2 separate regions of the Mus musculus genome follow, and region 2 is linked to region 1. A link is a loop called in an ENCODE intact Hi-C map of the cell type or tissue named here. Cell type or tissue: left cerebral cortex. All regions are shown on one strand. Links, peaks and the distances in the headings refer to the core of each region. The heading gives the core; the rest is flanking DNA.

Evidence for each region. Peaks named below come from ENCODE experiments on the same cell type or tissue, not always from the same donor. Only the 100,000 strongest peaks of a DNase experiment are listed, where the experiment ranks them.
Region 2: a loop joins it to region 1, with 2.1 times the contacts of the local background. A loop is called at or near these places in 2 of 42 quality-filtered maps.

What each region holds. Positions count from the first base shown.
Region 1 is chr4:107,916,963-107,927,928 of GRCm38, reverse strand. It overlaps Cpt2 (carnitine palmitoyltransferase 2), which reads left to right and starts at 4,340. Exons shown (of 5, transcript NM_009949.2): 1 at 4,340-4,614. The coding sequence starts at 4,463. In left cerebral cortex, for the core only: a CTCF peak has its summit at 4,189 (motif pointing left); DNase peaks (open chromatin) are centred at 1,250 and 4,314; H3K4me3 peaks cover 1,084 bases; H3K27ac peaks cover 528 bases.
Region 2 is chr4:108,230,066-108,241,031 of GRCm38, reverse strand. Zyg11b (zyg-ll family member B, cell cycle regulator) reads left to right here. Exons shown (of 14, transcript NM_001033634.3): 13 at 3,593-3,690; 14 at 4,838-10,966. The coding sequence ends at 5,028. Among named protein-coding and RNA genes, the nearest start is that of Zyg11a, 18 kb to the right of the region's middle. In left cerebral cortex, for the core only: no CTCF peak of the experiment used is centred there; no DNase peak of the experiment used is centred there.

The sequences.
Region 1 (10,966 bases), core at 959-8,958:
CTGCATATTGGCTGTCAGAAAATATATTAACAGGATCAGCCTGACAGAGTTCAGAGATCCTCAGGAGCCCTAACAACTCCCCTCATTGGACTGATCCAGGGTTTGGAAGGATGTGAGTATAGCCTTAAAGCCTGGTCTCTGTAGTAAAATCCGTGTCTTTGTTTGTTGGCATTTGAGAAGGCCACAGTGCCTTAGGGATCAGGCTAGAACTGGATAGGCTGTAGGGCTTAATTTCAATAGGTAAATGGGGAAGGGCCATCAGATGGTTATCTGGGGTGGGTGGTTATCGAGAGTGTCCTGGAAGCCTGCCATCATTTCGTGACAACTAAGGGAATCTGCTCATAAAGACTGAGAGTGTGGCTGGAGCGATGGCTCAGCGGTTATGAGCACTGACGGCTCTTCCGGAGGTCCTGAGTTCAATTCCCAGCAACCACATGGTAGCTCACAACCGTCTAGAACAAGACCTGATACTCTCTTCTGGTGTCTGAAGACAGCTACAGTGTACTCACATATAATAAATAAAATAAATCTTAAAAAAAAAAGACTGAGTGCTTAAGAGAAAAGGGACTGTATTGTCTTATCAGGTTCCTTATTATAAATTCTCACCAAGCCCCTCACCTTAAGAGCAAGTAAAGGCGATTTCATATTTGGAGGTGATCTTATGTATTTCTGAGTGATCTTGGTGCAACTACATGAGGAGGCTATTTTGCCACAGGGCCCCTAGGAGACCCTCCATGGTCCACATAGTTATTGCCAGCAAAGGCCTCAAAGGGTTATGTCTCTTAAGGCAAGACAAGCAGGTTATTACCTTCTGCAGGAGTCTCTTAGCATCCTGGGTAGGGATGATCTTAGCTGAGGGGCTTTCAGGACCTTCCAATAGTGAGAAGAGACTTCTCATCTCTTGATTGGGGGTCAGGAGAAATGGCTTTACCCAATTCATAGTCCCATACAGCTGTTGAAGCCCCACGAGGGAGTAGGTCTGAGAAATAGAGAAGTCAGGGGTCTAATCTGCTTAGAAATGGAGAATCCCAGAAAGGCATATGGGGGCACTGAGTTTTTGGGGGGAGGGGGCACAACCCACAGATTAAGCTCTTCTCAGTCTTTCAGGAGCTGTGAGGTAGTTCCTTGTGAAAGAGATGAATCAGGATGTGCCAGCATAATATTGTCCATATAGTGGACGATCAAAATAACTTTTGGGGTGCAGGTGGCACAAGATCTTGCAAGATGTTTGCAAGGCCTGTAGTGCCTCAGTCACATAAGGCTGGCAGATGGTGGGACTATTTTTCATTCCCTGTGGGAGAACTGTCCATTGGTGTCTCCTAGCTGGGTTTTGCATATTAGGTTCCCACACTGTAAAGGCAAAGCCACATCTGTCCTAGGTGCCAGGGGATTTGGAAAAGACAGCCCTTGATCTCCATCACTAGCCTGTGACAGAAGGGTGGGAGGGCACCAGGATGAGGCATTCCCACCTGAACCATCCTCATTTCTTCCATTTGTTCATTGATAGCTCTCAGATCTTGTAAGAGTCTATATTTTCTTGACTTCTTTTTTTTTTATGACAAAGATGAGGGTCTACTGGTCAAGGGTTCTATGAGACCAAGTTTAAGTTTTCCCTCAATCAGTTCTTTGAGAGAGAAAAATTTTGGTTCAATGATTGGCCATTGATCTACCCAGATATTGACATCTGACAGCCAGGCCAGCAGTATGGGGTCAGATACCATGATGGAAGGAGGCTCTGGGTGGGCAGTGTCCCTTAGGATTGGTGGTGATCCCCTTTAGGAGGCCAGTTAGGCCCAGTTGTTCATGTTCCACAATGTCATCAAAGAAGGCCTGATCGCCCATTGTAAGGATGACACCCATGTCCTCTAGTACGTCCCTGTCCCAAAGTGTTTGAGGGACATCTGCAACAGTGGAATCCCATCTAGGCGTACAGTCATCATGGGTGAGTGTGGAAACATGGGGAGAGTCCAGTAGACAGTGGGCCTGCTTGGTTAAGTTCCCCCTGCACTTAGGGTTCTCCTTTAACAACCATACTGTCATGCAGTGTTTGTTCTAGGTAAAGCCTGGTGGAACTTGGCAACTCAGGACTCAAGCCCAGCCGATTCTAGGTACCACTTTCTCATTTCTTTGACTACTTGGCTGTTTACTTATGCTGGGTTCGGTCTCCCTTTACCAGCTGGATCTTTTCGTTGAAGTGTGAACTCTTTCTCCTCCTCTCTAGTTAAAGTCTCTTGTTTCTAAGAACGTTCACTTTGATGGCTTTTGTGGCTCAGTCACTTTTGTGGTGCGCCACTCAAGGGACGACAGTATCCCCACAGGTTTCAAGGTTTTGAAAACTACTAGGATTTGGAGACAACTGATCTTTTGTTTTTGAGACAGTTTCTCTGTGTAGCCCTGGATATCCTGGAACTCACTCTGTAGACCAGGCTGGCCTCGAACTCACACAGAATCGTTTCCCTCTGCTTCCCAAGGGCTGGGATTAAAGGCCAGCATTCCTGGCCTGACAAATGAACTTTTTCAGAAAGGATTTTATATTCTTCCTATGACACTCTACAGTACAGACAAGAGATTCTGATACTTTGAATTTGGGCCAGATAGGTCTGTTCTCAAGGGAGGAAAATTAGAAGTTTGGTATTTTTAAAATTTTGTTTTAAAATTGCCATTTTATTATGTTGTGTGTGGAGGTCAGAGGACATCCTTCACAAGTCTGTTCTCCTTTTCCACCATTGTGTCTCAGGGACTTAACTCAGATCATCATCAGTGCCAAGGACCTTACTCCCTGAGCCATCCCACCCGTCAACATCGAATCAATTCTCAGGCCTCCACCTTCCCAGTGCTGGGATTACAGGCATGCACCACCATATTTGGTTGGTTTATGTGATACTAGGGATCAAACCTAGGGTTTCATGCATGCTAGGCAAACACCCTGCCCACTGAGTTACATCCCTGGTTCCCACTAGCTTTGAATTCTGTGCTTAGCTCTTCAGTCAATGAAGAAAAGTTCTTCAGTATGGAGCTGGTAAGTGAGTTTCCTGTTTAACTGCTGGTCATCTAAATAAGGACAGAGCCCGAGAAACAAACTCAGGTCCCCTGAACTCCAAATCCAGTGCCCTTTGGGATGTGTTCCAGCTCATGGCTCTGCCTACCTACTTATGGAACAGACAAAATGTACTTGGCTGCTTCAGATCTACAGGGTCCTGACAGACAGCTGGAGCTAAAGGAAGGTTGTGTTTCCAGAATGGAATTCTGTTGTGCTTCAAGTGAGAATAATTCACTATGTAAAATAAGTGGTAGCAGAACCTATTACTTCTTTAGCTACAGATGAGGCAGAGACCAGAGGGGTATGGTATATGTTGCTTGCCTGTGGTGGTTTAGCGATGGATGGGGATGTTCACGTTCAAGAATCTTTGAATTCCTGAAAAGTTTGGGACTTCAGGACCCATGTGTGCTGACAGGTAGCCTCCTACGGTGGACTGAGGCTAAAAGACACCCAGAACTAGAGGACAAGGGTTTCCTCTTGGTAGGGAACCTGTTTTGTTTTTTTCCTTTGAAATATTCAATCTGAAAAAGGATGCTCATTTCTGGTTCCTGTACATTCTTTTTCCTTCCTTCCTCTTGTTTTGATTAAGACACAGTCCCGTGTAGCCCAGGATGGCTTCCAACTCGCTATGTAGCTGAATATAGGCTAGAATTCTTGACACTCTGCCTCTGCCTCTCCTTCAGATTACAGGCATGCACCCCCAATTTCCAGTTATACATTTTTAATAATATTTTTATTAGATATTTTCTTTACATTTCAAATGCTATCCCGAAAGTTCCCTATCCCCCCCCCACCCCACCCCACCCCCACCCCCCCCCGCCCCGCGAAGCCACACACTTCAAAGACTTCAGGCTTGGGGAATGCTACACGGACCTAGTATGAGTAAAGTATTCTGCCTAACAAATTATATTGGTGAAATAAGTATGACTATTGTTCAGTAAATCTAGAACTGTGGAGGCGTTTGTTGATCTTGTTCTCTACTTAGAAGACAAAGGTTTGAAATGTTCTTGGTCTCTAGAGACCAAGCCTTGACAAGGATAGGTCTGCCAAATGCCAAGTTTCAGCGTTTCTTTTTTCTCTACTTTTGATTTCTATCCAGTTCTGTGAAAGGAAAAGAGGTTAGCTTCAGAGTTACATGCCTGCCACCTTCGGGCAAGAAGCTGGGCTTACTATAGTTTAGAGACCGCTTCCGGCCCAGGTGGGCGTGGCCGCCTCTTGGGCGTGGCCACGATGTGGGCGGGCTCTGGGAGAGGCCAAGTGTGGGCGGGGCCACCGCCTATCGGTGCCCGGAAGTGCCCCTGTGGGCGGAGTTGAACTGGACGTTAAGTCTCTACGGGTGTCCCGGGCCTGAGGGCAGCGGCCTGCTTGCTCGGGAACTCCCTCAGCCACCGCGTCCTCAAGCCGCCATTGCCGCCCGGGACGATGATGCCGCGCCTGCTGTTGCGTGACTGGCCCCGGTGCCCCTCGCTTGTCCTGGGAGCCCCTAGTCGGCCCTTAAGTGCTGTCTCGGGGCCCGCCGAGTATCTGCAGCACAGCATCGTACCCACCATGCACTACCAGGACAGCCTGCCCAGGTGAGCCCAGCCTCCTGGCCCCGGCCCAGACCCGACTCCTGGTGCTTAGGACTTGCCCTGAACCTCCGGCCCTGGAGGCAGTCACATTCCCCAGCTTGGAAAGCCTGAGACTTTGAAAATTCCCTGGCTCAGAAGATTCAGAAACTTTAAAGTCTCCTCCGCAACCCTCCCGTCTACAAGTTCATCTTGAATCCTACAAACTCCTGCCCGCTCCATTAATCTTTCAGACAGCTATCCTGAGCCCTACACACTTAATGCCTGAAAATCACCCGAATCCTTTCTACTAGGGTGGTCAATTCCTTGTTTTGTTTTGAGGGTTTGTGTGCCCTAGAACTAGCTCTGTAGACCAGGATGGCCTATTAGAGATCCTCTTGCTTCTGCCTGTAGAGTGCTGAGATTAAAGATATAGGGCACCCCCATTGAGGGAGGATAGCCAGTTCCTAACATGGGTCTCCCTCGGGTCAGTGTCCCCTATTCACCTTTACCTGTTGCTGAGAACACCCAGCCCACTCCTCTTCCAGTACCTGTTCTGGTAGTGTCCCATCGTTGCTGCAAGCACATCTTTATCCTCATTTTAGCATTCTCCATCTTCTGCTCCATCTTCTAAGGTCAGCCTTAACCTAGAACTTTTTCATACCCACCAAACCTTCCTCAGCACTCTTTCGGGTGGTCCCCAACACCTCACCCACACTACCTGACCTATTCAAACAGCCCTAATAAGTGTTCCTCCATGTCCGTCACCCCCTGTCCCCAATACCCAGTACTTCCTTAAATCTGGAGTCTAGTTTTCTCGTTGATCTCTCAGCTTTGTTCTAGGTTGCCAGAATAGAAATTACCTTCACTCTAAGCCAAACCTAAATTGTCTTTGCATTCATTGTTTATTTCCCAAACCAAGCTCCAAACCTGTTTCAAATCCCCCTCACTGTCCTGGCCCAGCTGCCAGTGATCCTTCCTGCTCCATCCGGGAAAAGACACACATTGTACCATGGTATTGTTCCCTGCTGTGGGGTTTGTTTTCCTCCGTGTCCAGCAGTTATTTAACCCAGTGTCATCTGCCCACCGTGCCTTCTCAGCAAGAACCCAGTGTGCTTATGTGTGAGACCAGCTACAGTGAGGTTATCTGAATTCAGCAGGACGGAGGGGGAAAGAGAAAGGGACTTTGCTATTGCAGGATGAGGGTGTGACCTGGCTTCTCCAGACAGCCTGTGTGAGCTGCATTAATATGTAGGGGAAAGGTGAGGGCTTGGGAAAGAGAGTTTTCATTTGCTGAGTCAGATGGGCACTGACTTTCAGGCAGGCCTGTGCCTTACCCAGGTTTAAGATCAGGTGGACTGTCGGTAGTTTAGAATTGGAAAACTGTAAGAATATTCAACATAGTTTAGTCTTGTCCACAGCACAAACGTCTGTAAGATCCTGGAAGTATAAATAATATTGCTTGTCAGGTGTAGTGGCAGGTTCCTGGAATTATAAATACTATCACTAGTCAAGGGTAGTAGTGCATACCTTTAATCTTAGCATTCAGAAGGTGGAGGCTGGCTGTGAGTTCAAGGCCTGCCTCATCTATATTGTGAGTTCCAGGATAGCCAGAGCTACATTTTAGAACCTGTCTTGGGAAAAAAGCCAACGAGCCCCTTTCCTCCAAAAACAAAACCAACAAACAAAAAACAAACCAATCCACCCTACTACTGTATGCTCTCATGGAGCAGCCGACGTTCCTGGTGCTTCATCGTGAAGTGGGAGTTAGATGAGAGACTTTCTGTGTCAGCAATTCCGAGCTAGTAAAATATACTCTCTCTCGATGTCACACTTGGCAAGGAGCCCTAACCTTGAGGTCAGGCAGAACTTCGTTTCTGATGTGTATTTGCCATTAGGGCTGCAGTTTTGCAGTTAAAGAGCCACAGTCCTCAATGAGGTGAATGGCAACACAGCTCTTTGGACTGACTATTAGGAGGCCCTTGGGATAAGGAAACCATTGCCACACCCTCTGTTCCTCCTTATCACTGCTTCATTTTAGCCTCAGTGGCCTTGGACTCTGTCTAGAAGGAGCCCTGGAATTATCATCTGCTTAAACTTTTTCAGGTGCTGTGGGTTTTGTTCTTGTAGATACTGAGAGATGCATATCAGGGGTATAGAGAAATGGCTCAGTGGTTAAGAGTGATCGCTGCTCTTGCAGAGGACTTGAGTTCTGCTCCTAGTACCACATCCAGTGGCTCCCAATTGCCTGTAACTCCAGTTCCAGGGAGGAATTAGAATTAAACACGCCATACAAAGCCCTTGTGCAGGTTTGGCACAGAATACTCAGTAGGCATTCATAAGCATGGTAACTGGAACAAGATGGCAACTGATGTGCTCTGTCAGTGACTTAATGTTACGGTGGGTGAGGGAAGCCCCATAGAGGAGGTGACACTGATCTAGAATTTGACGTTTACCAAGTGGGAGGAAGAACAGAGCTGCACATCAGGAGAAGGTGCTGAAACAGTGTTGTACATAGAGAGGTCGAGAGGTAGACATTAGCACAGAGCTACACCATTTAGGCCTTGCTGGTTTGTGGCTGGAATGGTTAGTGGGGAGAGACCTTCTGGGGAGTTGTATTAGATCTACAGTGGAACCATGATAATAAATGCCAGTTATCTGCTGCTTCTCATTTAACCACCTACAGTGATAGCTGGTGTTCAAACCAATGGGCACCTTCTGTAGGGAACCCATGTGGGAGACAAGAGTGGTAGTTATTAGGAATAAATAAATCAGAAACCAAGTTCATCTGACCTCAAGGTCAGGGCTCCTTGCCAAGTGTGACATCGATGAGTGTCAGAGAGAATATATTTTACGAGCCCAGAATTGCTGACACACAAAGTATCTAACTCTCACTTCAGGATGAGGGACCAGGAAAGTCCCTCTGTTCCATGGAGAACATAGAGTAGTAGTGTGGATTGGTTTGTTGTTTGTTTGTTTGTTTTCAGAGGAGGGGGCTGGCACTAGGGTAGAAACTAATTTCTGAGCTCCAAAGGCATGTCTTCTAGGCCAGACTTCTTGTTTTCCAGAATAACTTTATTCCTAAATGACTCTTGTGAACACTACCCCAATTATAATTAGATCCTATAGACAGAGAAGGCATTTTATCTGTGTTCTTGCAGGAAGAATGCCAGAGTCCCTGCTTTGGGGGTGCAGACCGGGTATGGGAGCAGGTGACTCAGTAGCTTACACAGGAGATGAATCTGCCCAACATTTCCCCTTCATCTTTTTTGTTTGTTTGTTTGTTTGTTTGTTTGTTTGTTTTTTCAAGACAGGGTTTCTCTGTGTAGCCCTGGCTGTCCTGGAACTCACTTTGTAGACCAGGCTAGCCTTGAACTCAGAGATCTACCTGCCTCTGCCTCCCAAGTGCTGGGATGAAAGGCATGTGCCACCACGCCCGGCCCCCTTCATTTTTATTAGGGCAAATGTCTGTTAGGTAGGGATGGGGTGGGACAGGAAAACACGAGAGGTTAAGACAAAGTTGCTGTGAGCATCTCTCTCTCCAGACCCTGGCTCTACCTCTTTTGAGGCCTGATGAATCACCAGAGCTCTCCTGTCTTGATCTTGTTACTGAGAGGATGGTTGGGGAACACTATTAAAAGAAGATTGTTATTATAAGAGTCTTTGTACCTGTTGCAGAAAGTCCAGTTAAACTGGCTCAAGTAACGGCATCTATGAGCTCACACAGGTTTCCTGAACCCACGCCGGTGCTGTCTTGCCTTCCTGTTGAGCGCTTCACTTATGTGATTTCATTCTCAAGCCGGCTTTCTCTTCATGGTTGCAGAGAGGCAGCCAGCACATAAAGCATGGCTTACACCCATCTCTTGGTGACCAAAGACAATGAACATTGTTTGCTATTTCCTAGAAATTCTTAGTCCTGGCTTACTGGTTTTTCACTGGGTTGACAAAGATCTGGCCAGGAGGCTGGAAGCCAACATTCAGGGTGGGTCTTCCCACCTCATTAGCCTATGAAAATTCCTCATAGGCATGGCTGCAGACTGCCCCAACTTAGACAGCTCTGTAGCATGAAATAATAAAAGGGCAAATCCATGCTATCACCGGTAGGCTCCCACAGGCTGGCCGACCTGTTCTAATCTCGTGGAGACTCTCTGAGTCAGCTCCGAAATCTCTCCACCCAGCTCACTAAGTTCCCACTGGCAGGTTGATACCATGCCAACCCCGTACTTCAGAATTTCCACAGCCTTTTGGGGTGCACTTCTTGCAAACCCACACTTTGCTGCTGTATCTTTCTCCTGAAACCCAGTTGATCCTCCTCGTGAAGGAAAACACCACACAAACTTAGTTCAGAGTCAGTGGCAACTCAATTGCTGGGCGCAAGAACTAGAATCCTAATCTTGTAAGTCATATTAAATGTAAATCCTCAGGTGGCGAATCCATTGAAATTACTCCCAGGTGATTCTAGCCTGTGTCAAGTTAACAGTTAAAAACAGTCCTTACAGGCCAGGCAGTGGTGGGGCACACCTTTAATCCCAGCATTTGGGAGGCAGAGGCAGGCAGATTTCTGAGTTTGAGGCCAGCCTGGTCTACAGAGTGAGTTCCAGGACAGCCAGGGTTACACAGAGAAACCCTGTGTCGAAAAACCATTCAAAACAAAACAAAAACTGTCCTTACAACAAGACAGTCTGGGTGGACTAGTCTGATAGCCCCAAACATCCCCCTGTCTCCAGCTACATCTCATGCTAGCATTGCACCCATATGCTGCCATACTTGCTTTTTAAAAAGTGGGTTCTAGGGCCTCAATCTCAGGCCCTCCTGCTTAAGCACTTTACTGATCCAGCCTTTTTGCTGCCCAGAGTTCACTGTTTTCCAGTGTATCATTTTTAGCACATGCACAGCACTGCAGCCATCACTACTGTCAAATCCAGTTTATCATCCTTCCCCTCAAAGCCTGCCCTTGTTAGACACATCCCACTCTGTCTGCCTCCCCTTTGTAGCCCCTGATCTTCCTTCTGGAAGGTGAATTCAGGATTATTGGATGGCAACTGTCAGACATTTTCCAGCATGTCATCTATAAAGAGAATAAACTTGCAGTTGGCAATAACCTAACGATTCTGATTTCACTCCATCTGTGCTTGGAGGAACCATAAAGGTCGCAATGGCCAAATTAGAGCAATAAACTGTTGCAGTTATACATACAGTCCTGAAAATACATGAATGTTTAGGATGAGGAGGGAGGGAAGGAACACATGATGATGTCAAAACCCACAGGATAATTGGAGAGTTTCTAGCTGTATCTTCTATATGATAACAATTTCAATTATCCATTAATGAGCTCTCAGTTTGATGAGGAGAAAAATAAGTAAGAATTGTCACAAAATTGGAAAAAAAAACCCACTTATATGTGTCTGTCTGTGTGTGCACATGTGTATGTACACAAGTGCATGCATGTGCTGTATGGTAGAGGAGGCCAGAGGACAAATTGCAGCTTCTTTCTCATCTTGTGGTCCCCAGAGATCAAACTCAGGTCATTAGGCTTGGAGGCAAGTGCCTTTACTCACTGGGCCCTCTTCCTGGCTCCTGCCACTGAATTTGGTAGAGAAAGACCTGGAGATGGTGAAGAAAATACCTAATTTTAAAAAAAAAAAAAAAAAAGGAAAAAGAAAAAAAAAAACCTGGAGATGGGTTCTTCTTGGGAGTGGGGTATTATTAAAAGAGTAAGTGTGTTATAATAGCAAATTTGAACTGGCATATTGGCTCACCTCTATAATCTCAGCACTTAGAAGGCTGAGGCAGGAGGATTGCCATGAGTTCCAGTCCAGCCTGGGCTTTATAGCATGATATTGTCCCCAAAACAACAACCAAGCAAGTTTGGCCTTTTGTGGCCCAAGTATTATCTTCAGTTATGTTATGATATAGCAAGATGACCTTCAAGAGTCTAGTCTTCTGCCAGGTGAGGTGGTCCATACCTTTAATCTCAGCACTTGGGAGGCAGAAGCAGGTGGATGTCTGTGAGTTCTAGGCCACTCAGGTCTACATAGTTTGACCCTATTTCTAAGTAAGTAAGTAAATAAATAAATAAATTTGACTGGAGAGATGGCTCAGCAGTTAAGAGTATCAGCTGCTGCTCTTCCAGAGGACCTGGGTCCAATTCCCAGCATCCACAGGGCAGCTCACAGCTGTCTGTAACTTCAGTTCCAGGGCATCTGACACCCTCACACAGACATGCATGAGTATAAAATAAATTAAGAAAGAAAGAGAAGAGGGAGGTACATCCCAAGCCATGCTCAAAAAGAAAAAAAGAAAGAAAAAAAAAAAAGAGTAAAAGACCAATCAAGCCTTCTCCGAATCCCCAGCCTCCAGAGCATAAGTTTTTCTTTGT
Region 2 (10,966 bases), core at 1,842-9,841, 310 kb before region 1:
GTATATTTTTGATTTCTTTAGTTTTTTAAGATTTTATTTTAAATTTATATGTATGGTATTTTGGCTGATTGTATCTCTGTGCACTGTGTTGCATGTATTGCCCTCAGAGGCCGTTGGATCCTCTGGAATTGGAGTTGCTAATGGCTGTGAGCCACCATGTAGATGTTGGGATCTAGCCTGGATCGCCTGGAAGATAGTCAGCTCTCCAGCCCCTCTTCAACAATTTTTAACCCCTTATTTGTTCAGACCAATGCAAACCGAGAGGCACATTCAGTACTTTCTTCATAGTGTCCTACTGTTTATCACTGTCTTGTTTTCTACTTTACAAATCAAGGTCTTTAAAGTGTGTATCTTAAGGCCCAGTATGGTGGCTCACCTCTATAAAAGCAGTACTCAAGAGGCAGAGACAGTGATAATAACTTAACTTTTTAAAAGAGGCAGATGTAGGAAGGCAGGCTACACTACGCAGAGCAAGTTTAAGGGCAACCTGGCCTATATACTGAGGTCTGCATCTAAAATGGGAGTGGGGCAGGACTCATTTTTGTGGCACCCCCTAGGTGGTTGTGTCAAGACGAAGCAGTATACCTCCTTCCCAGCCACTAGATGTCAGGAACTCAATAAAGTGGGATAATGAGTGCAAGCTGAGAGCTGGGCAAGAAACCCATGGGCACAGAAGTAGCTCTGGTGTTCTGTGTGGTCCAGATCAGTGGTGGGTACTGCAGAGTTCTCCCATGAGGCAAGCTGTCTTGTCCTATAGCAGAGGATATTGGTACTGAGTGAGAAACATTCTTGTTACAGACCAAAGACAGCTGGAAAGACGAAGCCCAAGTGTTTCTTCTTTATGTTTTAAGATGCATTGTGAGTCCAGTCTGGTTGTTCTTAACTTGGTTATGTAAAAAAAGAGAGAGAGCTGGGCGTGGTGGCACACGCTTTTTTAATCCCAGCAATTGGGAGGCAGAGGCAGGTGGATTTCTGAGTTCGAGGCCAGCCTGGTCTACAGAGTGAGTTCCAGGACAACCAGGGCTACACAAAGAAACCCTGTCTTGAAAAACCAAAATGGGGGGGGGAGGAAGGAAGGAAGGAAGTAAGGAAGGATGGATGGATAGTTCTAGATGGACAGATACTACTGTGAGAAGTTGGGGCCCAAAAGAACTAGCAGAAACTTTTTCAGATATCATCTAAAGAAGATGATGTCTGCCAGTATGTTGTCAGAAAGCCCTTAAAGAAAGTAAGAAGCAGGACCAAAAGACCCAAGATTCTACTTCTCAGTCCAGTCAAAACTAGGTCTGTAAGAGTAACAACGATAATTATCTATGTATGCGCGCGCACGCACACACACACACACACACACACACACACACACACACACACACAAATGAGAAAGAAGAAAAGGAACGGCTAGGTGGTAGTGGTGCATGTCTTTAATCCCAGTATTCTTGAGGCAGAGGCAGGTAGGTCTTTGAGTTCAAGGCCAGCCTGGACTGAGGTAAGAGGATCACAGAAAGTTCAAGGTATTTAGCACTAGCTAAAGAAAGAAAAGCAAAGAAATTTTTGTAGAATGTTTATTGTGTTTTGTTTCTGTTGTGTGGAGGGGATGGATCCTTGCACATACCACGGTGTGTGTGTGTGTGTGAAGGCCAGAAGCCAGCTTTCACTTGACTCTGTTTCTCCCGTGGGGTCAGTTGTGTTAGACTTGGTGGTACGTGCCTTCTCTTACCAGAAAGGACAACAGTTTAAATGTATGTTAGCTTGTTTATGTTTTAGAGAAGCCATGCATTTTATATGTTTATTCCTCCTCACAATGCCTTCCTTTTCTCCCCTTCTCTGGCCTCTTTCCATCCCCACATAGTCCCTTCTGCCTTTGTGTTGTGTAAGATCCTCTGCCCCTCAAGTACTCAGCTACTACACCCAACTTCAATACAGTTTTAATTGCATTTCTCTCATGGCTAAGAAAGTTGAATATTTTCTTATATTTAGTATCCATTTATATTTCTTCCTTTGAGAATTCTTTGTTCTTTGTTCTTCATCTGGGTATGTGGTCTACTTGTGAAGTCCTTTTCTAGTGAACATAAAACACCAGCAACAAGTAAAATCAGGCATGGTGGCATACTAAGATCCCAGACCAGGAAGATAGAGGCAGGAGGATTTAAGTCAGTCTCATCTATGTGGTACACTTGGGGCCAGCCTGGGCTATATGAGACCTGAAGAGAAAGGAAGGAGCTAAAAGAATGGAGAAGAGAGCTGTTTGCTTCGTTGACCCATGTCATTAGTATCCCTGCTCCTCCCTATGTCTTTATTTTTTTGAGGTTTCATAGACTCTATAACTGTGGCATATATAGTCAGCAAGATGGGCTCCCATTTTATAGGCTGTCCCTTTGGCTCTGCTCATTGTTTCCTTTGCTCTGCAGAAGCTTTAGGATAGGGTACAGTGGTGCTTGCCTTTAATCCAAGTTGGAGACCATCCTGGTCTACACAGCAAGTTTCAGGCCAGCCAGAGCTAGAGAGACCCTGTCATGGGGAAATGTTTTGTTTTTATTTTTACATTTTATTTAGTGTGTGTGTCACAGCACATGTATAGATGTCAGAAGACAACCATGTGGGTTTGGAGACAAACGCGTTACCAGGCTTGGTGCAGCCACTTCCACACTGAGGCGTCTCAGGACTCTGAATGTACTCTTTCTCACGTGGATATCCAGTTTTCTCAGCACCGTTTTTTTGTTTTTGTTTTTTGATTTATATGAATGTTCTGTCTGTATATACACCTGAATGCCACTGGAGGGTATCAGATCTCATTATAGATGGTTGTGAGCCCCCATGTGGTTGATGGGAAATGAACCCAAGACCTCTGGAAGAGCCGCTAGGGAGCAAGTCCTTATTTGATTGATTCTGTGCATGGTTTTTAGTCTTTGTGTTCCTAGCCGTCATCCCTGTTGATTGTTTCTTATCACGCACTGCTTTGGGGTTTGCTGGCTTCCCTGGGACCTCTTGAGATCTCTGGGTCTCAGGTGGTGCAGGCTGTGGTGTTTTATGGAACTTACAGCCCCAGCGGTCCTTGTGCATATTTGTTTATTTATTTATTGTTCTATTTCCTTGGGGAGTTGTTCACTTTATTAATATGTTGTAGTCTTTACTTCTTCTGCCTCCCCATCCCCATTTTTAAGACAGGGGCTTTCTGCATCACCCTGGTACCCTGGAACTCACCCCATAGACCAGGCTGGCCTCAACCTCTCAGATCCGTCTGCCTCTGCCTCCCAGTTAAAGATGCTCACCACCACATCTGGCTGCTTCTGACTGATTTTAAAATGTACTTTTTTCGGATGTCTTAAGTTGGGAAGACCAAAAAAGAAAAAAAAAAAGCTTTTGAAAGATCCACATTCCCTTCCCTTAATACAGTCTTTTACATCCCTCTGGTGTACCAAGGTGTATCTCAGTGTAATTGTCTCTGAAATAGGCATGACAAAGTAAAGGTGTGTGTTGCTCCTTCATATCAGTCTAGAAATGGCATGTGTTTTCTTAAAGTTATAAGAATCACTACCTAGAAAATGATGCTTTGTATAAATAAAATGTGACTTTGATTCTTTTGAACCCCTAGGTCCTTTAATCCATTCTTTCCACTACTTGGCTGTTTTACGACTCCTGGAGTCCAGCTGTGGGCAGTTTGGGCCATGCAGCACGTCTGCAGCAAGAATCGTATGTACCAAAAGTAGAACTATGGTTCCATTTCAGTTCTCCTTTACAGAAAGTCATTTTGGGGGGAGGTAAAAGAGTGTTGAGTTTTTCTTATGTAGTTCTGGCAAGCTGGTATAGAACTCACTATGTAGCTCTGGCTGGCCATAAACTCTACAGAGAATTTATGAGTATGGGTGTTTTGCCTGTATGTATCTGTACACCACTTACATGCTATCAAATTTCCTGGAACTGGAGTTAGAGCCAGGTATGTGGTATGTTCTTTACTGCCTCCAGAAAGCCTTTATTTGTTTCTTTTGCTTTTTGAAACAAGATTTTTCTGTGTAGCCCTGGCTGCCTGGAACTCACTCTGTAGACCAGGTTGGCTTGGAACTCAGAGATTTGCCACCTCTGCCCCCAACCCCACCCTAAGTGCTGAGATTAAAGGCATGTGGATCCAGAAAGTCATTTTTAAGTATATATTGCACAGTTTGGTGTTTTGTTTGAAATTAGTCTCACTGTGTAGATCAGGCTAGCCTTGAACTGACAGAGATCCACTTGCCTTTGCCTCCCAAATGCTAGGATTAAAGGCATGTGCCATGACCCTGTCTGCAATGATTTTTTTTAAGTACATTTACTTTTTAGTGTATATGTGTATGTGGTGTATGTATGGCTTTGTGGGCACAGTCGATGCCCAGTGGAGTCTTCCTCCACTGCCTTATGCCTTACTCCCACTGAACCAGAAGTTTCCTGTCCAAGGACTTCCTAGACCTTTGTTTCTCTGTCCCATAATGCTGGGTTACAGATACACATGGCCATGCTTTTATATGTGGGTTCTAGGATTCGAATTCAGGATTAACCATCTAAAAATCCAGTTCCAGGGGATTTGATACCCTTTTCTGGGCTCTGGTATGCAAGGGGTACACAGACATACATATATAAAACACCTTTTTAAAAAGATTCCTGAATTCAAGGGAATAAAGTGGAGATGATGAGAGACACCTGGTTCAAGGGTTGTTTGTTTTGTTTTGTGGAGGCAGGGTCTTACTGTGTGGATTTGCTTCATGCACTACCATGCATGGCCTTTGATGTGTTTTTGCAGTTTTGTTTTAAGCTCTGAAGACTTGTTTTGTTTGTGGAATAACATTAAGACATTTTTCTTTTCTTTTAGCTTCAAGGTATTGCAGCATGCTGATTGAAGAAGGAGGACTGCAGCATTTGTATAACATCAAAGAACACGAGCAGACAGATCCCTATGTCCAGCAGATTGCTGTGGCCATTCTGGACAGTTTAGAGAAACACATTGTGCGCCATGGAAGGCCCCCTCCCTGTAAAAAGCAGCCCCAGGCCCGGCTGAATTGATAGCCATAGATAGTTGTGTAACGAACAGACAACGGGAAGCATTTTTGTGGTTGGTTCCTTTGGATTAGCGTGCTCTCTGGTGTTTGGGGCGGGGTGGGGGGTGTCTGTGGTAAGAGTCCTGTGATCCATTTGGAATTGGTAATGTACAGTACTGCCCATGTGAACAGTCTGATTTGTTTTGTGATTTTTAACTTATGAGGCAAGAAAGGTCTTCCTTCAATATTGTCTCTTAGGGAATCTCTCTCTCAGTGTTTGAACTTAACTTGTGCTTGAAATTCTACAGTTTCACGGTAAGCTGCACGCACTCTTCCGCAGGCTTCCTTGCAGGTGAGCAAGGCTGCTGACTTGACTTCAGCTCCACCTCGATGTAATTTTATATTGCTCTGTAAAAATGCACCCATTCTCTGTTGCCTTCCCATGATGCCCTTCTTTGTGTGATGAAAGCTGTTGTGTTTCTAGAAGCTTCTTGCTGTCAGGAGCCTGAGTAGCAATCAAAGGAACATAAAAGAAAGACCGTGAAAGGACCGAGTTGAAGGGAATTAGAAATTGCTTTTGTGGTAGAGCTCTGAAAATGGAAAAGGCTCTCCTGGTGTCCCTCTGCTACTTACTCAGTGGAATAGAGTTAAGTTGCTTAGTTAAAATACAATTGACAGAAAATTTGTTGCAAAAATTTAAACTTGAGTTGGGGTGTGGCTCAGTGGTAGAGTATGTTCTTGGAATGTAGGAATTGAATACCCAGCACCACACACAACAAAAAGTTGAATGTTTCTTCTGTTCAAATATGTGTATCTGTCAGGCATAAATGGCTCATGCCTGCAATCTCAACACTCAGGAAACTGAGCAGGAGTAGTGCTGTGAGTTTGAGGCCAGCCTGGGTTAGAGTGACATGTAGTGGATCCTCATTATGTGTTCATGTTAGAAAAAGCTCAAGAGAAGAGTGGGCTACTGCTGCGGCTGCGGCTGGATGGCTACCTGTGGAGTCGGCTGAATAAAAGGAAATGGTTTTGATCGGTTAGTTTTTAGGCAGTTGCCTTTCCTATAAGATAATTGATATATGAAGAATCAGTTATCATCCTATGAACCCGGGAGGCAGCAAGTTAGCAACAAACTTAAATTCCACTATAATTTTAAGTTGGGAATAATTCAGATTTATAATCCAGTAATAGCAAGGATGAGACAGAAGGAACTACAGTTGGAGACCACAGAGTTGCAAGCCAGCCTGGGCTACATGGGAAAGACCCTTTCTCACGAAACAAAACAAATATTTTAAGGGGGTCTTGGTGGCACTTGCCCTTAATTCAAAACACTAAGGAACAGGTGGCTTTCAGGGCCAGCATGGACTAGACAGCAAGAGCCCATCTCAAAACAAACCAGGATGCTCACATCTTGTTTTGTAAATAGGTTTAATCTGAAATCTCTTCTGACCACATTCATACATGTCTCAAATGTTTTCCGTAGTTTTAAAGTAAGTCAGGAATGTTTCAGTTTAGAAAGGAGCTAGATTAAGCTGTGCATCTGAGTGTGCACCTGTACCCTAGTGCATAGAAGACAAAGGTGAGAGGAATATGAGTTCTGAACCAGCCTGGACTATAAAGAGTGACCAGCAAGCTTATTGCTAGTATGCTTTTACCATGTCTGACTCATGTTTCATACTACTGTCACACTCCTTGGACTTGAATGTTTCAGGCTTCCTTTATAAGGACAAATACTGAATCAAACTGAAAGAAAACAGACACATAGAATTATCAAAAAGCCATATAAAACTATGGTTTATTTCTTACTTCATTGGTTCAAGGAATTTTAAGAGCTATACGATACATTTTTACCCAAGATGGTTGCTCAGATTCACCACTGGAGACAAGATTGCCATTCTGAGACTAGCCTGGGCTACCTAGTGATGCTTGTCTCAGCAGCCTCCATCTCAAAAGATGTCTTTTTCATAGTTAAACACATTTGGAAAAAAGAAAATTCTTTCAAAGGAGTAGTTTTTGCTTTTTGTTGACATTTCCCCCTCAATTTTAACGTCTAAGACAAAGTTCTGATAATATGATGTAGTCTACAATAACTAGCAAGCTTGTGGTGTTGATTTGCCAAGCTTACAAAGTACACTTGTGAAATAGTTGAGAACTTTGGCTCCAAGTGTCATGACCAAAGTACATGTGCTATAGGCTATTGCTAACCTTTTACAAAGTTTCAGAAAAATAAGTCAGGTGTGGTAGAGTTCACCTGTAATCCCAGTATTAGCAGCTGCGTAGCAAATTCAGAACCAACGTTTGGTTACCTGATATCCTATCTGGAGAAGCAGAACCAGACAGAAATGGTCAAAAGGTCTACAGAGTGATTGAGAATAACCTGATACATGAAGGCTCAAAACCAATTCAATTTATATTCTCCAGGCCAGTCAGGGCTAGATTGCCCCAAAACAAACAAACAAACAAAACTTAAAAACAAAAGCCCACAAACTCAAAGTGACAGATTGTATCCCAAGTAAATCAAGCTATTAGTGCCCGTGTTTTATTTTTGTTTTTGAGTCTCACCATGTGTAGACCCAAGGCTGTAGTCTATATTGATCTCATTCAGTTGACATTCCTGAGTGAGTGGTAGGATTCCACACATGTGCTACCATGTCTGGCTAAGGGATAGCTCTTGCTTTGTTTTGTTTGTTTTTGTTTTTCCAGACAGGGTTTTTCTGTGTAGTCCTGGCTGTCCTAGAACTCCCTCTGTAAACTAGGCTGGCCTCAAACTCAGAGCTTCCAGAGTGCTGGGATTAAAGCTAAAATGTAGTAAATACATATGTGTATTTATAAATTACGAATGTCCAGCCAGCTTCTACAGGCCTCCCATTTGTAATTGGTTGGTACTTCCAAAGCCACTGGCCTAGTGGTGTGCTTTCAGGCATAGTTTAGACTGACCTGAATGGCCTTGTTGAACTAACTCATCAGTATGCTCAGACACCAGCCATAGGGTCAGGAGTAGCAAGACTTGGATCTGCTGGAAGAAACACATGCACAAGGACCCAGGTTCAGTTCCTGCCAGAGAGGAAACAGAATTATGAGACTTTGTAAGACTGGAGTCGAATAAAGCAAAATATAGATATCAAAGCATCTGGGTTTTGTGTACTGAATATGTTTTTGCCATGGTCTCTGTACTCTGAAGTTTGTTTTCCTTCTGGGTTGAGAGTGCAACTCAGCTCAGTACTGGAGGGAAGCACACCGATTTCAACTCCTACTATCAGAAAAGGAAAAGATGATATTTAATGTTTTCTTTTTTAAGTTATCAATAAAACCATAAATCAAGAATAGGGGCTGGGCGGTGGTGGCACACACCTTTAATTCCAGCACTTGGGAGGCAGAGGCAGCTATATATCTCTGTGAGTTCAAGGTCTGGTCTACATAGCTCTAGGAAGCCAGGGCTATATAGAGAGACCTTGTCTCCAAAACAAAACAACACCAATCATAAAAATCCATTTAATAAAGTTCTCTTACTAATGAGTCCTTTTAGGCTGGTCTCTGGTCAATTTTTGACTTTTTTCCTTTGTCTCATGGAATCAGAGCTAGCTTAAAACTCTCAACCATCCTGCCTACGTCCCTCAGCACACCCCTTGCTTAGCTTTTTAGTCCCTTCGTTGTGGTGGTTTGAAATTACAGGTGTGTTAGGATAATACTGGTTTGTCTTTGATGCTCTTTGACCATAGGTTCCCCCCTTGGTACGTGCTGATGAAAACATTTAATGTGCCAAATTGGGATAAATTAAGGAACAGTAAATTTGGCTCAGTTTTTGGTTGTTTGACTTTGTTCTGTGAGACAGGCTCTTTTGTAGCCCAAGCTGGTCTCAAGCTCACTGTGTATCTGAGGATGACTTGCTACTCTGCCTGCCTCCCCAGGCCATGCTGGGATCACAGTCATGGCCACTATCCCCAGATACTTTTTGCCTTTTTTGAGATAGGATCTTGATATATATTCCATGCTGGCCTTAGACCTCTGAGTGCTGAGATTATGGGAATGCACTAAGCCAGGTTTGCTCCATGTTTCAAAATGCATCCTCCTCCTCCCCCAAGCTCAGAACAATATATAACCATATTCAAAGTTGAAAATAGGAGAAGAGGGGACAGAAATGAGCCATTTTGTAATGGTAACCTGCAATCTGTCTCCTCTCCAATGGCACATTTTTATCAGTTGGTTACTGTGGGACTTTAATTGGGTTTTAAACAGTGTTAATAAGCTAAAGGCATAGATTAAGTGCCTTCTCTTAGCTGATGTGGGCTCCTCCAGTTCTACCTACATACTTATGTTGAGAGAGTGTTTGGGTCAGATCTGCTCTGAGACTGCTTCCCAAGAGGTTTGCAAACTGTTTTCCTTCATAAACCCTGTGTAGTGACTTCAGATGACCTCGTTTATCTCATGGATATTGGATGTTTAGTCCTTGTCATTTGCTATGTGTTGACACAGTTTTAATTTTCAGTGTTTACTCAAAAGTTTTCATTTTAGTAATGATGCAAACCCCACCAGTGATAGGAATAAGAGTATGGTAGAGAAGTTTGCATTGGTTTTTAGGCTCATCACGGCGTGTGTTCCCTAGGATCTCATGGACTTTGCATGATGTGGCACACTATGGCAAATGCAGTTGTTTGTTTCCAAGACTTAACCCAAGACACTGATGACTAATAGCCTAAGAAAAAGAACTTTCTCCCGCCTTTCCACTGATCTACTTTTTAAAAAAATTAATTATGCAAAACTGAATGCAGTTTCTTACTACTGTGCTGACAGGGTGCCTCTTTAGGACACAGCCTAGCTGACAGATCAGTGACAAGTAAAAATATGCCAGCAGTTTAGTAGCTTATGCTTGTGACCCTAATGTGCCAGTAGTGGGCCAGGGAGGCCCTGACTTCTACACCATCTTGGGCTACACCCCTACATTCCCAGATACAGGGGCGACTGAAGCAGGAGGCTCATTTGAGGACTTAAGTAAGTCACAAGTTTAAAATGAGACTGGGCAACATAATATGATCCAGCCTCAAGAATATAATTGTAGCTGAGTGTGCTGGTGCAAGGTTGAATTTCAGCACTCAGGAGGCAGAGGCAGAAGCAGAAGCAGGCAGACCTCTCGAGTTAAAGGCCAGCCTGGTCTACAGAGTGAGTTCTAGGACAGCCTGGGCTGCACAGAGAAGCCCTGTCTTGGTGGTTAGGGGGAAATATATATAGCTTTTTAAAATTTGTCAAAATTATTTTGTGGCAAATCAGAAATCTACTTCATTAATGGTAAACACTTGACTTTGAATTTACTTTATGGAAAAAAATTGAGTTAAGTTTTTTTTGTTCGTTCATTATTGAGTCAGAGTAAGACTCAAGTGTATGAGTCAAATGTGTGTCGCTCTTGCTGTCTTAGCACTTGCTATGTAGACCAGCCCTGCCTCTGCCTCCCGAATGCTGGGATTAAAGGCACATGCTAATACACCAGGCTCTTTTAGCCTTATTTTAATCAACTTTAGAGCAAGATATTCTTTAATTAATGAAAAGTTAAGACACTTTCATAAAGGGAAGTCTTTTATAGCATTTTTTTCCTCAAAAAAAAAAAAAATCAATGTTACATGAAGATTTGAATTCTCAGATAATATGTAGACACGTTTTTTTAGTCACTGACTTGTGGGCCAGTGAGATGGCTCAGTAGGTAAAGGTGCTTGCTGCCAAGCCCGAGTTCAATTCCCTATGGTGGAAGGAGAGAACTGAGTCTCACAAGTTGTCCTCTATCTCCATGTGTGCATCATGTACACTCATGCTCCATATTAAATAGATAAGTAAATATACCAAACTTAATCAACGTTTAACATCTCCATTCAGAGGCAGAGAGCAGAAGGATTGTGAGTTGGGAGGCCGGCTTGAGCTACTGAATGAGGTCCAGGCCATCTTGGGCTACATAAAAGATCATGTCTGAAAAATCC